Regions from separate parts of the Homo sapiens genome. Here region 2 is linked to region 1. A link is an interaction called in ENCODE POLR2A ChIA-PET data of the cell type or tissue named here. Cell type or tissue: K562. All regions are shown on one strand. Each heading gives the region's core, and the rest is flanking DNA. Links, peaks and the distances in the headings are about the cores only. Region 1 has its middle 7.3 kb from the start of PHF19. Region 2 overlaps MEGF9 (multiple EGF like domains 9).

Region 1 (5,382 bases), core at 314-5,313:
GAGCCACCGCACCCAGCCAGAAACCTGTTTTTACTCTTAAGGCCTTCCACTGATTGGCTGTGGCCTACTCACTCTATCGAGGGTAATTTTCTTTTTTCTTTTCTTTTCTTTTCTTTTTTTTTTTTTAGACAGAGTCTGGCTCTGTCACCTAGGCTGGAGTGCAGTGGGGCGATCTCGCCTCATTGCAACCTCCATCTCCCAGGTTCAAGCAATTCTCCTGCCTCAGCCTCCCGGGTAGCTGTATAGGTGTGTGCAATCACACCCGGCTAATTTTTTTGTATTTTTAGTAGAGACAGGGTTTCACCATACTGGCCAGGCTGGTCTCGAGGGAATTTTTCTTAAAGTCAACTGATGATAAATGTTAACCACATCTCTAAGATGCCTTGACAGCGACACCTAGATTGATGTTGGATTAAATAACTAGGTATGATAGCTTAGTCATGTGGACATATAAAATTGACCATCACAGAGGGGTCAGCCCAGAGTGGTGCCTCTGCCAGAGGGCGGTGACTACAGGCTGGATGAACCAGCCGTTGGAGTGGGAAACACTCCAGCTGACATTGGGTCATCTGGCTGTGGAAGGGATCTCCATAGTCACACCAGGAGTGCATGGCTAAATGCTGTGGTTAGCCGTGAAGGATGAGTGAATAAATGACTCGTGGTTTGAGCCTATGTTTTTCTTTGCTTTCCCTGTGACCTGCACAGACCAAGCTCCTTGCTGCAGAGGTCTGTTCCTTGGAATGCTTCCCCCCACCCACTTTCTGTCTAGCTGCCTTCGCATTTCTCTATTTTGGTTCGGTGTCCATACAAACTCTACTTGCCACCACACCAGCCACATATAACTCCCCAGAGCCTCTTTCCTGCAGGCTGACTGTTCAGATTCCCTGCACACACATGCCTGGGGCCTGTCGAAGCCTCATGGGTGAGACCCAGACCCCGATGGTTAGAACCACATCTGCAATGAAGAGCTCTCAGCTCACAGGCTCCTACCCTGAGGGATGTCCCACACAGCTGGGCTCTCTCCGTGCAGCTCCAGCCCAGATGTTTCCTCTCCTCTGCAGGGGGAGGCATCTGGGACTTTGAATTGTAATCTTGGAAGAAGCAGCTATAAGACACAGATCTGAATGGTCCCAGCTAAACCTCTTGGAACTATTGCCCCAACTTAAGCCGAAGATCAGGGAGCAGAACAGACAACAGAGAAAGGCCAGACGTGAGAGTTCCTTCTGAGAGCTGTAAAAGAGTGAAGATTAGCTTTAAAGAGCCATGGAATTCTGGCAACAGAATTTCCGCTTCTCCAAGCTGAAAGAGGTCCTGAAGGTCACTTAGGTATTCCTCCACCCAGGCAGGGATTACCTCTGAAACTCATAAGAAGGTCACATGTCATGGAACACTCAAACAGAAGGATTTTAAAATAAATTTTGGCAATTAAAAAACTCAAGAGGACTGCTGGGGACCTGACAAAAGTGGCATGGCATACATCTCTGGGCAAGGGAGGGGCAGAGGCCTGGACCCACTTATGGCTCATGTGCTGATTTACTACTTCATCTTGAATGCGTCTTTCCTGCAGGACTTTGGCCAGACCTCTCCTGCTTTGTTTTTTTTTTTTTTTTTCCAAGATAGAGTCTTGCTCTGTCACCCAGGCTGGAGTGCAGTGGCATGATATCGGCTCACTGCAACCTCCGCCTCCTGGGTTCAAGCCATTCTCCTGCCTCAGCATTCCCAGTAGCTGGGATTACAGGCGCACATCACCATGCCCAGCTCATTTTTGTACTTTTAGTAGAGACGAGGTTTCACCATGTTGGCCAGGCTGGTCTCAAACTTTTGACCTCATGATCTGCCCGCCTCGGCCTCCCAAAGTGCTAGGATTACAGGCGTGAACCACTGCGCCGAACCTCTCCTGCTTTCTAGATATCCGTTTCCCCATCTGAAAATGAGAAGTTGGAAAACTTGACTTGGAAGGTTCCCTCCATTAAGACACAGGGTCTCACTCTGTTGCTCAGACTGGAGTGCAGTGATGTAATCATAGCTTACTGCATCCTCGAACTTCTGGGTTCAAGCAATCCTCCTACTTCAGCCTCCTGAGTAGTTGGCGCTGCAGGTGCATGTCACCACCCCAGCTAATTTATTTTTATTTTTAGAGATGTGGTCTTGCTATGTTGCCCAGGCTGGTCTTGAACTCCTGGCCTCAAATGATTCTCCCACCTCAACCTCCTAAGTAGTTGGGATTTACATGAGTGGCTGGTATTGGCTTTTTTTAATTTTTATTTTTATTTTTTTAGACAGAGTCTCGCTCCTAGGCCAGAGTGCAGTGGTGCTATCTGAACTCACTGCAACTTCTGCCTCCAGGGTTGAAGTGATTCTCATGCCTCGGCCTCTGGAGTAGCTGGGATCATAGGCGTGTACCACCACATCCAGCTAATTTTTTTTTTTTTTTTTGTATTTTTTGGTAGAGATCTGGTTTCACCATGTTGGCCAGGCTGGTCTCAAACTCCTGGCCTCTGGTGATCCGCCCACCTCAGCCTCCCAAAGTGCTGGCATTACAGGTGTGAGCCACCGTGCCCAGACTGGCATTAGCTTTTGAATACACCATATCACCTGGGTTCAAACCTCAGTTCCACCAATACTAGTTGAATCATACAAATGACCCTGTTGTATCCACTATCTTCTTATTTGCTCTCCTCTGGCTATATCTTGGGCAGTTGGTTATATCTTGTCTCCTTCATGAAATGCCCAGCAAGAGCCTTGGCTCCCGGGGAGCAGCTCTCATCTCATACATTTCCTCTTTCTCCTACACACCCAGCTTGGGGCCAGGAGCTCATCCACCTCACGCGGATCGACTCATGGATTGCTTGATTCCAGAAAGGATGCCTTGTAAATACTGGAGTTCATTAATAAAATGACACCTCTGTATTTTAACGTGGGGAAAACTTTAAAGGTATCTTTAATTAACTATATCTGAGTCAGTCTTTTATGATCACACTGTTTTAATCATATCAATCAAAATCTCTAATTGAATGTAGTATGTAGACCTAATTGATAAAAAACAAGAAGACAAAATATCTCGCAAATAGTCAATGCAGCTTTTGGTGGGTCAAATCTTTATATAACAACCTTTATAAAGAATGACTGGGAGCAACTCATTTGTTCTAGACTTCATATATTGACCAGTGAGTCCATCTGAAGCCCTGATTAGAGAAGTGACCCATCCTAGGTTACCGAGTGAGGGAGAAACAAAGCTTAGACTGAGTTCATAGAATCAAATAATTTTGCCATCAGAGGCAACTTAGAGGTCATTGTGGTCTGACCCTCCTTGTCCTGATCACTCCTTGTCTCGACACCCTCCCACAATTATCTATCAATCTGTCTGTCCCCCTAGCCCCACCCCCTAGCTCTGGACCAGGAGCTTCTATTTTTTTTTTTTTTTTTTTTGGAGACAGTGTCTTGTTCTGTCACCCAGGCTGCTGGAGTGCACGGTGTGATCTCAGCTCACTGCAACCTCTGCCTCCAGGCTCAAGTGATCCTCCCACCTCAGGCTCCCAAGTAGCTAGGACCACAGGTGCATGCCACCATGCCCAGCTAATTCTTTGTATTTTTGGTAGAGATGGGATTTCACCAAGTTGCCCAGGCTGGGCTCGAACTCCGGAGCTCAGGCAATTCACCCACCTCAGCCTCCCAAAGTGCTGGGATTTCAGGCATGAGCCACCGTGCCCGGCTGGACCGGGAGCTTCCTGAGATCAAAGGCTGCATCTTATTCATCTTCATGCCACGCCTGTCATTCCTAGCATGGTGCCTGCCTACAGCATGGTTCGCTACACATGTGCACTATGTTGAAAGGGTGAACAAACCACCACTTTATCTTTAACAGATGGGGAGACTAAAATTTAGACAAGGGAAGGGATCCTTGGTTCCACAGCAAGCTGGCAAGGCAGGGAAATAGGATCTCCAGTGTCTGGTGAAGGCTCCCCTTTCTTTTCTACACCCCCTGGGTTCACAGAGAAGGCAGGCAGACTTCTCTCATTTCCCCACAAAAGCCACAGGTAAAGGTGTTTATAGTTTGGCAGCTAACCAAGGCCACAGGCATGCCAACAGGTCACAGTCTGACCCTGGCAACCATTTTTTTTAAAACTGGTGTTAATAACCGTGCTTTCTACTGTAATCTGAAAACTCTCTACACCTCCATGCTGAGGACATGATAAACCAACCCCGAAATTCAGGCCATAAAACATGGGCTCGTCTAACTGGTCACCTGCATAATAATTACTTCCAAAAATTATGTAATAATAATTATTCATATTTGTGAAAAGCCTCTTGTGTGTAGAGCAGTTTCTTTCTTTTTTTTTTTTTTTTTGAGATGGAGTTTTGCTCTTGTCACCCAGGCTGGAGTGCAATGGCACAATATCGGCTCACTGCAACCTACGCCTTCTGGGCTCAAGAGATTCTCCTGCCTCAGCCTCCCAAGTAGCTGGGATTACAGGTGGCCGCCACCATGCACGACTAATTTTTGTATTTTTAGTAAAGATGGGGTTTCATCATGTTGGCCAGGCTGGTCTTGAACTCCGGACCTCAGGTGATCCGCCCACCTCAGCCTCTCAAAGTGCTGGGATTACAGGCATGAGCCACTGTGCCTGGCTGTAGAGCACTTTCATATAGGCTAACTTGTTTGGTATTCAAATAAGTATTTCTGAAAGAAAATGATGTTCTCTCAAAATAATGACTGTATATTTTAAGTAAGTGAATTTGTCATACGTGAAGTATATTTCGATAAATCTGATTTTAAAAGTAACAGTGAAAATCACAAGTTACTTTTATTTTCTTCCTCGTGCTTTTTGACATTTTCCAAATTGTCCTTAATTGAAAGAAAACATAGAATAGCACAGCAGAAGGAAGAGGATGGATCACTGGGAGGCAGGGAACCTTCTCTCAGGGCTCTCTGGCCCTTTGGTGGTCTCCCTGGACAGAGAGGTACTGAGACACTGCTGAGCAGAGGGGACAAGCCCTGACTCTCTATTGTGTGTGACACTGAGTTTATCACTACGCCTTTCCAAACCTCCATTTCATCCCCTGCAAAATGGACCTGATGCCTGCCACACCTGGCTCACCACGCTGTGACAAGCCTTAAAAGAGAAGGGTGGGCCAGGTGCAGTGGCACGCACCTGTAATCCCAACACTTTGGAAGGCCAAGGCTGGTGGATCATGAAGTCAGGAGTTCAAGACCAGCCTGACCAACATGGTGAAACCCAATCTCTACTAAAAATACAAAAATTAGCCAGGCGTGATAGCGTGCACCTGGAACCCCGGCTACCCAGGAGGCTGAGGCAGGAGAATTGCTTGAACCTGGGAGGCAGAGTTTGCAGTGAGCCGAGATCGTGCCACTGCACTCTG
Region 2 (5,382 bases), core at 303-5,302, 260 kb after region 1:
TCTCTAATTAGAACTATGGGCTGGGCGCAGTGGCTCACACCTGTAATCCCAGCACTTGGGGAAGCCCAGGCGGGTGGATCACTTGAGGTCAGGAGTTCGAGACCAGCCTGGCCAACATGACGAAACTCTGTTTCTGCTAAAAATACAAAAATTAGCCGGGCGTGATAGTGCATGCCTGTAGTCCCAGCTACTTGGGAGGCTGAGGCAGGAGAATCGCTTGAACCCAGGAGGCGGAGGTTGCAGTAAGCCGAGATTGTGCCACTGCACCACTCCAACCTGGGTGACAGAGCAAGACTCCATCTCAAAAAAAAGAAAAAGGAAAGAACTATGTATAATTTTTAATTATTCTGTAACTGCTTGAGTTAAAATTGATAATGTGATACCTAAAAATATACATACACACGTACTTTATATCTTGTAAATCTTAGGAAGAAAATAGACTTTCTTGATAACAAAAAACATGCCAAGACATTTAACAATTTAGAAATAAATCATTAACTAGTTGGTAGAAAAGCAAGTCAGGTCCAGCTGGCTTTGATCCCACCTAATGTAGGATTTTGCAGATCCTTTCTCTTCTCGATTAAAATTTTTTCCCCCAAAACTGTTTCTACCATGTGTTTATAATGTGCTCTCTTTTTCTAGCCATATTTTTGCTACAAACTAGTAATTATCCTTTAATGTTTTGCTTTTTTTTAGTTTTATTAACAGAATTCTAAAATTTTAAATTACTTACAAATTTTAAATTTTAAAAGTAAGTAACTTAGTCTTCCCTGTCTTTGCCAACTGGGAATTCTAACCTACTTTCCTTAGAATTCTCAGAAAATATTTAAGATCTAGGATCACTGTCATCATGTCCATAGTTGCTTTCATTTTTGAGTACTGAGTATGTGCCAGACACTGTGCTAAATGCATTGTGTATGCAATTTTTAATATACTACAAAGGTTGGTATAATTGTCTTCACTTAACAAATGAGAATACAGAGGCCAAGATAGAATGAATACTTTGTGCCAGCTAGTCACTAGTAGAGCTGGAATATGAACCAAACTCTGTTTCCTCGGGCTGGTTTTTTCCATAAACTCTGATACTCCTTTCCTGTATTATACCCATCCCACCTAATCAATGTGACTGTAAAATAATGGAAATTCTGAAGCTTCTCCACCCACTCATCTTAAACAGAGTCTTTAAAAAGGTAATTTGGCTTGTATTCATGTGACATAGATATGTACCATATCTTGAGATGATACACCAGTGAATTTTCTTTTGAAAAAGTAATGACTATTAGTGTTGTAAAATATGTTTTTATTTATATACACTTAAAAAATGCTTTTTTCTAAAGTGTTAAAACCTTGCAGGAGTTGTTCACACCCATGAGTATGTAAGTTCTATAACTGAGCATTACTACCACAAGAAAATCTGAGAATCCCTTTTGGGATAATTTAAGAAATGTGTAGTATATGCATAGTTACACTTAATGCAGCGTAGCTCCACAATGCTTATGCTTCGTTTATGAATAATTCTATATTCTTTTTTTTCTGATATAATTTTTGTGCTATCTTGGTACTTTACTAGCAACATGTCATTAAGACCAGATAAGCAAATTTTATCTTAAATTGTTAGCTGATCTCATAGTACAGATGTCTGATTTCTATTTAAAATCCAGTTCTACACATTTATTCTCCAGTTATGAAGCTGTGGGTTTTGGTTCTTTCATTTCAAATCTATGGATAAGCATAAGTGGTCTGTTCACAGCCTTTTTTTTTTCTTTTTTGGTTTCATTGCATTTATATCATTGACCTTTGCTTCAGAAAGCATTCAAGTCTTTAACAGAGAGAGACCATGAAAGGGAGTGTTGTAAAGTCTTTATTCTACGAAGGAAGTCACACAGGCAAAGCTTTATATTTGCTGAGTGATTTCTTTTCTTTCTTTTTTTTTTTTTTTTTTTTTTTGTGAGACAGAGTCTTGCTGTCACCCAGGCTGGAGTGCAGTGGCGCAATCTTGGCTCACCACAACCTCCACCTCACAGGTTCAAGCGATTCTCCTGCCTCAGCCTCCCGAGTAGCTGGGACTACAGGTGTGTGCCACCATGCCCTGCTAATTTTTGTATTTTTAGTAGAGACGAGGTTTCACTATGTTGGCCAGGCTGGTCTCGAACTCCTGCCCTCGTGATCCACTCGCCTCAGCCTCCGAAAGTGCTAGGATTACAGGCATGAGCCACTGCACCTGGCCGATTTAAATCTTTTTTTTAAGAGACAGAGTCTCCCTGTGTCGCCCAGGCTGGAGTACAGTGGCTATTCACAGGCCCGATCATGGCACACTCAGCTCAAGAGGATGGCTTCAATTCCCTGTGATGTCATTTCCTGCCTAACCAGTCAGCACTTCTGGCTCCCTGGTTTCACCCCACCCACCAAGTTGTCCTTAAAAACCCTAATCCCTGAATACTTAGGGAAACTGATTTGAGTAATAATAAAGCTCTGGTCTCCTGCACAGCTGGCTCTGCATGAATTACTCTTTCTGTATTGCAATTCCCCCATCTTGATAAATCAGCTCTGCCTAGGCAGTGGGCAAGGTGAACCCATTGGGTGGTTGCAGGATTAGTCTCCTGTGTTTCTTGGTCTGTGGGGCTTTATGAGAGACAGGTTTAATTTGAGATAAGTGGACCCAGCTGTTTATTCCTGTTTAACTGCAGTTGGAGTAGTTCAGGCAGCCTAGAACTCCTGGGCTCAAGTGATCTTCCTGCCTCAGCCTCCTGAGTAGCTGGGACTATAGGCATGTGCCACCATGCCTGATAAATTTAATTCTTATACATGCAGAAATTGGCCTTGGGCCATGAATAACATGATGCAAAAGCACTAGTAGTGCAGCCTCACAACCAAAATTCCTCACTTCATTTTTTTTTTTTTTTTTTTTGAGACGGAGTCTCACTCTGTCACCCAAGCTGGAATGCAGTGATATGATCTTGGCTCACTGCACCCTCCGTCTTCTGGGTTCAAGCAGTTCTCCTGCTTCAGCCTCCCAGGTAGCTGGAACTACAGGCACACACCACCACTCTGACTAATTTTTGTATTTTTGGTAGAGACGGGGTTTCACCATGTTGGCCAGGCTGATCACTGGTCTTGAACTTGTGACCTCAAGTGACCCACCCACCTCAGCCTCCCAAAGTGCTGGGATAAAGGTGTGAGCCACCACGCCCGGCCTATATTTTCTTTTAAAAGAGAGAAAAGCACCTTTTTTTTTCTTGTTGTTTTAAAATCTGGCCATGCATGGTGTCTCATACCTGTAATGCTAGCACTTTCGGAGGCCAAGGCAGACGGATTGCTTGAGCTCAGGAGTTTGAGACCAGCCTGGGCAACAGGGGAAAACCCTGTCTCCACAAAAAATACAAAAATTAGCCGGATGTGGTGGCGCATACCTGTAGTCCCAGCTACTTGAGGGGCTGAGGCAGAAGGACCACCTGAACCCAGGAAGTTGAGGCTGCAGTGAGCCGAAATCACGCCACTGCAGCCTAGGGGACTAAATGAGACCCTTTCTCAAAAAACAAAAACGAACAAAAATCACCCAGGAAAAAATAAAGCATGGTATGTACACTCAGACAACTACTTTATCAAGATTCATTAAGTCACTTTAAATCAGCAATTAAGGAGCAGATCCTCCAGATAGAAAGTCTTTTAGTGCCCCAAGAATTATTAAGGGAAAACCCACTTCAGGAATAGCAACTACTTTGGGAACATTGGCTATATTATGGTTACACAATATTATTAAGTGATTTTGTGTTCGAAACTAATACCTTCTTCTTGTAGGTTGTGGGTTAGGCAAACACCATCATTGAAAGTAACTGTTTATCCTTTTGTATATTGAATAACATATTTAGAGGAATGAGGAGTAAGCATATTTTGATTAACATTTTAAAAGCCTTGGAAATAAGCTGATGAAGTGTTGTAAGCCATTCTTTGAAAGGTACATTATGTTCTTTATAATTTTCTGATAGTATAGAGTGGCTTCGATTGACTGGTTCCTTCTTATTGAGTCATAAAATATTCCTGAATTTTATTTTTTATGAATACAGGTTTTCTTTGCTAGATCTTTAAGTACCTTGGGATATTCTTGTGTAAGACCGTATATGTGTGTGGCTTCTTTTCTTTTTTCTTTACTAAATTACTTAAGATTCATAGATTCATGCTTGATAGTATAAATTAGATAATGTAAATTTTTGTTGCATTTTTAAAAACATCTCCTATACTATGATCAGTACAAATTTTATTTAAGCTTTAAACATCAAAATATTTGGGCTTCTATCTCTGAGAACCTTTGACTTTGTTAGGCTGCAGCTTCTCTTCAAGCAATAAGATTTCTCAGCCTTTGTTAAAGACCTGAAATTTACTTGCAGTGAGAAAAGAGAGCAAGATTTATTGTGGACAGGGCATAAACACCATCACTGGAGTCAGGACCTATATAGATGGTGAATTGTAATGCTTTGGATCTACAGAATGAAGCTTGATACCTAAGTGGATATCAAGTTATTTGGCAGACAAATTTCTTGTACCAATTTAGAGTCAATCTTAGGAGTAGATAGTATGGTGGGGAAAAGTCTGGCTTTGTATGAATAGACTTGACTTACTAGCTGAGGACAGTAACTTTATCTGAATTTTCTCAGTAGTAAAATAAGTATTATGACCCTCACCAGGTAGAACTACCTTGAGGATTAGAGAAAAAATATATTTATTGACATAAGCCCTCAATAAATGATAGCTCATTGCATCATCATTATTACTCCTGCTTTCAAATGCCTCCATTTTAAATTTTCTGTAAAATTATTTGTTAGCTAAGAAATTGCATTATGCAATACACTAGACAGCTTTTAATAGCAATACAGAATTTGATAGGTGATTTATTTGGACACAAGGCTTTGAGATATGGTAAGTATATATGATTTACATGAGCTGGGCTTTCTTTCCCTTCTGGGGTGTTACTCAATACAACTTTTAAATTGATTTACTTTTATTCATTGTCTTTGCTTTTATTTGCAGTTCTGGGAAATGCCAGTGCAAAGTGGGTGTCATTGGCTCTATATGTGACCGATGCCAAGATGGATATTATGGCTTTAGTAAGAATGGCTGCTTGCCCTGCCAATGCAATAATCGGTCTGCCAGTTGCGATGCCCTCACAGGTACGTACTTTCCTTAACTTTGTCATGTAATTATTCCACTGTTCTTTTAATTTGGAAATCTTTCAGCTATAGGTTGATTCTTCTGAAATAGTTTGGAAGGGCCTTTATCTTCTAAGTAGGATGTACTAGATCACAGCAAGCCAAACTCCTGCTACAACAAACTTGAAAAAGTACGTAAATTAAAAAAAAAAAAAAAAAGTCATATACCTATGGAGGC

The links. ChIA-PET counts read pairs that join two places held together with the same protein. Peaks named below come from ENCODE experiments on the same cell type or tissue, not always from the same donor. Only the 100,000 strongest peaks of a DNase experiment are listed, where the experiment ranks them.
Region 2: POLR2A ChIA-PET joins it to region 1 with 5 read pairs; 2 of 35 experiments call an interaction of 5 or more read pairs at or near these places.

Annotation. Positions count from the first base shown.
Region 1 is chr9:120,881,809-120,887,190 of GRCh38, reverse strand. It overlaps a transcript of PHF19 not described here. Among named protein-coding and RNA genes, the nearest start is that of PHF19, 7.3 kb to the right of the region's middle. In K562, for the core only: no CTCF peak of the experiment used is centred there; DNase peaks (open chromatin) are centred at 687, 1,000, 1,273 and 3,357.
Region 2 is chr9:120,622,399-120,627,780 of GRCh38, reverse strand. It overlaps MEGF9 (multiple EGF like domains 9), which reads left to right. Exons shown (of 6, transcript NM_001080497.3): 3 at 5,026-5,165. Among named protein-coding and RNA genes, the nearest start is that of CDK5RAP2, 45 kb to the right of the region's middle. In K562, for the core only: no CTCF peak of the experiment used is centred there; no DNase peak of the experiment used is centred there.